Regions from separate parts of the Homo sapiens genome. Here region 2 is linked to region 1. A link is an interaction called in ENCODE POLR2A ChIA-PET data of the cell type or tissue named here. Cell type or tissue: GM12878. All regions are shown on one strand. Region 1 overlaps CCNYL1 (cyclin Y like 1). Region 2 overlaps INO80D (INO80 complex subunit D).

What was found. ChIA-PET counts read pairs that join two places held together with the same protein. Peaks named below come from ENCODE experiments on the same cell type or tissue, not always from the same donor. Only the 100,000 strongest peaks of a DNase experiment are listed, where the experiment ranks them.
Region 2: POLR2A ChIA-PET joins it to region 1 with 5 read pairs; 5 of 35 experiments call an interaction of 5 or more read pairs at or near these places.

Annotation. Positions count from the first base shown.
Region 1 is chr2:207,720,843-207,723,342 of GRCh38, reverse strand. All of the region lies in intron 1 of CCNYL1 (cyclin Y like 1), which reads right to left. Among named protein-coding and RNA genes, the nearest start is that of CCNYL1, 10 kb to the right of the region's middle. In GM12878, no CTCF peak of the experiment used is centred here; a DNase peak (open chromatin) is centred at 1,386; H3K27ac peaks cover 263 bases.
Region 2 is chr2:206,077,813-206,080,312 of GRCh38, reverse strand. All of the region lies in intron 1 of INO80D (INO80 complex subunit D), which reads left to right. Among named protein-coding and RNA genes, the nearest start is that of INO80D-AS1, 5.6 kb to the left of the region's middle. In GM12878, no CTCF peak of the experiment used is centred here; no DNase peak of the experiment used is centred here.

The DNA.
Region 1 (2,500 bases):
TTTATCTACCTAGAATCCTTTTCTCTCTTCCAAGTAATTTGGTTAGAATCTTATATGAACATAATTTTGGGACTTCCTGGTTAAAATGAATTATGAATCATCCATTTTAATAGTACTGCCAGATCACTAAAAACTTACATACCTAAACCAACTGCTTTGTTCTCCATGGAAAGTCCTTCACTCAACTTTTTTAAACTGCTTTTAGAGGAAACTATTCTTATGTAAAAGACCCACACAAAAATTATGTTTGAAGTTTTTCCACATCTTGAAAAGATGACGTGACAATTTTAAGCTATTTGGAAAAATAAAATCATTTGTGCACAAAATGACAGGCAGAGACTTTCACAGCTGCCTCTACCTAAAGCTCCTTTTTTTTTTTTTCCGAGAGAAGAGTCTCACTCTTTCGCCCAGGCTGGAGTGCTGTGGTGCAATCTTGGCTCACTGCAACCTCCACCTCCCGGGTTCAAGTGATTCTCCTGCCTCAGCCTCCCAACTAGCTGGGACTACAGGCACGCATCACCATGCCCGGCTAATTTTTGTATTTTTAGTAGGGACTGGGTTTCACCATGCTGGCCAGGCTGGTCTCAAACTCCTGACCTTGTGATCTGCCCCCCTCGGCCTCCCAAAGTTCTGGGATTACAGGCGTGAGCCACCACACCCAGCCTCTACCTAAAGCTTCTAAAAGGATTCATGACTACTTCCTTTCAAAAAGAAAGCAAATATACTACCATTTGAATCTAAAAAATAACTAATGTTTACAGAAGAAGCCATATTATGAATCAGTACCTATGTCATGATAAAGTTTAATTAGGAATTTTCAATGAAGTCCAGGAAAATTAAGTACCAAAATCAAAGAGGAGCAGGCTTCACACACACACCTCCCCCGCCCCAAATCAAGATGTGCTACTATGTATTTAAATATAAGAAAACCAAGATGTGCTACTGTGTAAATATAAGAAATATCCAAGGCGGCTGGGCATGGTGGCTCATGCCTGTAATCCCAATACTTTGGGAGGCTGAGGCTGGCAGATCATGAGGTCAGGAGTTCGAGACCAGCCTGACCAACCCAGTGAAACCCCATCTCTACTAAAAATACAAAAAAATCAGCCAGGCGTGATGGCGTGCACCTCTAGTCCCAGCTACTCGGGAGGCTGAAGCAGAAGAATCGCTTGAACCCAGGAGGCAGAGGTTGCAGTGAACCAAGATCACACCACTGCCCCCCAGCCTGGTCAACAGAGCAAGACTACATCTCAAAAAAAAAAAAAAAAATCCAAGGCAACTAGGATAACAGAAATGATAAGATATAGAGAAAAAAGCCAAATAAGCCCAAGTAACAAGCTGGCACTCCCTCAACTCAGGGGTTTTAGGGTGGGCATGTGACTTACAGCTGGCCAATCAATTACATTTCTCTTGGGACTTCCCAAGAACCAAAGGAGAAAGGCAGGGCTGTACTCTAGCACTGCTAGCCAGCCAGGAGCTGCCACCGAGGCTGAGGCAGGAGAATTGCTTGAGCTCAGGAGGCAGAGGTTGCAGTGAGCCGAGATGGCGCCACTGCACTCCAGCCTGGCAACAGAGCAAGACTCTGTCTCAAAACAAAAAAAAAAAAAACAAAAAACTCCTAAGAATGTTTGAAACTAGAAGAAATAGTTTTTGATATCATGGTTAGGGGTTATGTATAAAATTGTATTTTAAGACCCACCAGTTTTGTATTATCAATTTAAATTGCAACTTAATTCGAAAGCATGATAGTATGATGGGGGGCAAGTAAGACAAAAAAAAATTAAACTCAGGTCTTAATATAAACACCCCCCTCAGGGGAAGAAATCTGTAAGATCCACTGACATTGAACACTGCTTCTCCTTGAATCTATCAGCCATCTCAATTTCACAGATGTTAATTAAAAATGTAAAAATATGGAACTTAGAATAAATGAAATGCATTATTACTAAAGGCTAAAAGTGTTAAAATTATGCAATTGTAAACTGTAAAGAAATTATTTTTCTTGTCAAAATATTAAAGGGAGAGGGCAGCAACCAAGAAAGTAACTGACAGAAGCAGCATATTTCAGAGAAAGAGATTGAGTTCAACATATTGATTTCAATATATCCCAATTAAACAGGAGACATTGGCAGTTTCTGGGCCAACTGCTGGGCATCTGTTTATTTAAAGGCTTACTGCATTTACTGACCTGCTCTACCATACTGCACACTGTATTAGTCTTACGGTCCATAACACAAACATTTCAAACCTCTCAACTATGATGTAAACGCTGAGATTTTATCTAAGTTCACACGTTCCACCCATCAGGTAAGTCTTACCTGATGGGTCTTGAGCTGCCCTGCCTCATCTGAGGTCACACAGTACCAGCCAAGCTCCAGTCTCATGCTCACTCATGCCTTGCTTTTGCTTTCCTAGCTTCTGACAATCCTAAATCTGGTTTCCGAAACACTGCTCTACCTCCTTCTATGTCAGTGTTCAGTCTTGCTTTAACTTACCTTCA
Region 2 (2,500 bases), 1.6 Mb after region 1:
CCCGTGGACGGTAGTGTTGCATGGTTTTGAAGGCACTGAGCAGTTTGTAGAATTGATAGGCTCACTTTAGAGTCCTGGGCATGTTTACCTGACTTGATTGGTAGGAGCAGCTGCTGGTTCATTCATTTAACAGATTAGCTTCTCTGTTGTAGCTCTGAGCTTTGCAATAGAGACACGTTCTCTGCCCTTGAGGAGTTTTTAGTCTATTGGAGAAGAAAAATAAGCTGACATTTACAATGCCAATGTGAATGTTAAGTAATAGCTTAGCCTGGAGGAATATTCTTCTATTCTGGCCTAAAGGGCAGGCTAGGTTTTAAAGTGAGGGCTTTGCAGGGGAAGTTTCTGTCCTAAGCGAATGGGAGGAGTTCGGCATTCCATAAGGTGTGACCTGTAAGTAGGAATCAAAGTTTAGGGACAAAAGAGTATCCTGTGTTGCAAATTGTGGTTCTGTTACCTCCCAGGAGTTGGAGGAGGAGGGGAATAAATAGTGAGAGGGAAAGGTCAGTCTGGCCAGGTCCTAAGGAGTTTCTGTGTTAGGGGAAGGAGTTTGGATTTCTTTTACGTGACAAGCAGACCCTGAAAGTCTTTGGCCACATAAATTACTTGAGATTTAGAGGATTTGAGTTATACAGAGTAGGAAAAAGGAGGACAAGACTGTAATTAGACCAGTGAGGCAGCTCCTGACAAGAGATTTGAAGAGGGTTTGAACTAAGGTGGTGGCAATGGCAATTGAGAGGAGGTAGCAGTGGCAGAGGCATGTTAAGGAGGTAAGGCGATCTCATAGGTGGACTGGATGTAAATGTGGGACTCATCCTCACAGACGGCTGCTGAAATGGTAGAAGTAGACAAATTTGGGCTAGTCAGTGGTTCTTAGTCTTGGACACTTCTCCAGAAAAATCCACATATGCAGTTGTATACATTTGGTTTGAAACCTGGGGTAGGCTTGGTACCATGGCTCACAACTGTAGTCCCAGCACTCTGGGAGGCCAAGGTGGGCGGATCACTTGAGCTCAGGAGTTTGAGACCAGCCTGGGCAAAGTGGTGAAACCCTGTCTCTACAAAAAATACAAAAATTAGCCAGGTGTGGTAGTGCATTTTTGTAGTCCCAGCTACTCAGGAGGCTGAGGTGAGAGGATCGCTTGAACTCAGGAGGTCAAGGTTGCAGTGAATCTTGATCACACCACTGCACTTCAGCCTGGGTGGCAAAGGGAGAACTTAACTCAGAAAAAAAAAAAGATAAAGCCTATAGAAATGTTTTGTTTGACCCACACTTTTTGTGATGGTTTCTGATTTTTCTTCAGTACCTTTTCATACATGAGGAAACAGATTTATAAAATAACTTAGGGTTACATGTCTTTTTCTTTTCTTTTTTGAGACAAAGTCTCACTCTGTTGCCCAGCCTAGAGTGCAGTGGTGCGATTGGCTCACTGCAATCTCTGCCTCCCAGGTTCAAGCAATTCTCTGCCCCAGCCTCCCGAGTAGCTGGGATTACAGGCGCCCACCACCACACCCAGTAATTTTTGTGTTTTTAGTAGAGACGGGGTTTCACCATCTTGGCCAGGCTAGTCTTGAACTCCTGATCTCGTGATCCACCTGCCTTGGCCTCCCAAAGTGCTGGGATTACAGGCGTGAGCCACCGCGCCTGGCTGTCTTTTTCTTTTTTTGTTGTTTTTGTTTAAATGGAGACAGGGTCTTACTATGTTGCCCCAGGCTGGGCTCAAACAAAGGGGCTCAAGTGATCCTTCTGCCTCAGCCTGCCATAGTGTTGGAATTACAGGTGTGAGTCACCACCCCCGGCCTTCATATGTTCAAAAGTTTAAAGGAGCTGCTGACATGAAAACAATTAAGGTATTTTGTGGGGAAATTTGGATTTTTATCTTCTTTTATTTATTTTTTTGAGATGGAGTCTCGCTGTGTTGCCAGGCTGGAGTGCAGTGGCACGATCTCAGCTCACTGCAATCTCCACCACCCCGGTTCAAGCGATTCTTCTGCCTCAGCCTCCTGAGTAGCTGGGACTACAGGCGCGTGCCACCACGCCGGCTAATTTTTGTATTTTTAGTAGAGACAGGGTTTCGCCATGTTGGCCAGGCTGGTCTTGAACTCCTGACCTCAGGTGATGCACCTGCCTCGGTCTCCCAAAGTGCTGGGATTACAGGCCTGAGCCACTGTGCTTGGCCCTATCTTCTTTTAATAACATGGAAGAGCTGGAAGTTCTGGGTCAACCTTTTTTTTTTTTTTTTTTTTTTTTTTTGTAAACATTGCAACAACTTGCTGGAAATGATTTGAGCAAAGTATGCCAAAGAATGCCCCTGGCCTACTCTTCCAGCCCATGTAGGCATTTCATCTTGCACCCCTGTAAAGTAAGATTAAACGAACCTTGGAGTATATTGGCATGGAAGCAAGGGGGTCAAGAGAAAAGAACTCACTGACTGGTCAGAAAGGAGAGATTTTCAAGAAAGAGAAAGTGGTCAGCAGTGTCAGATGCTGCAGAGAGGTCCAG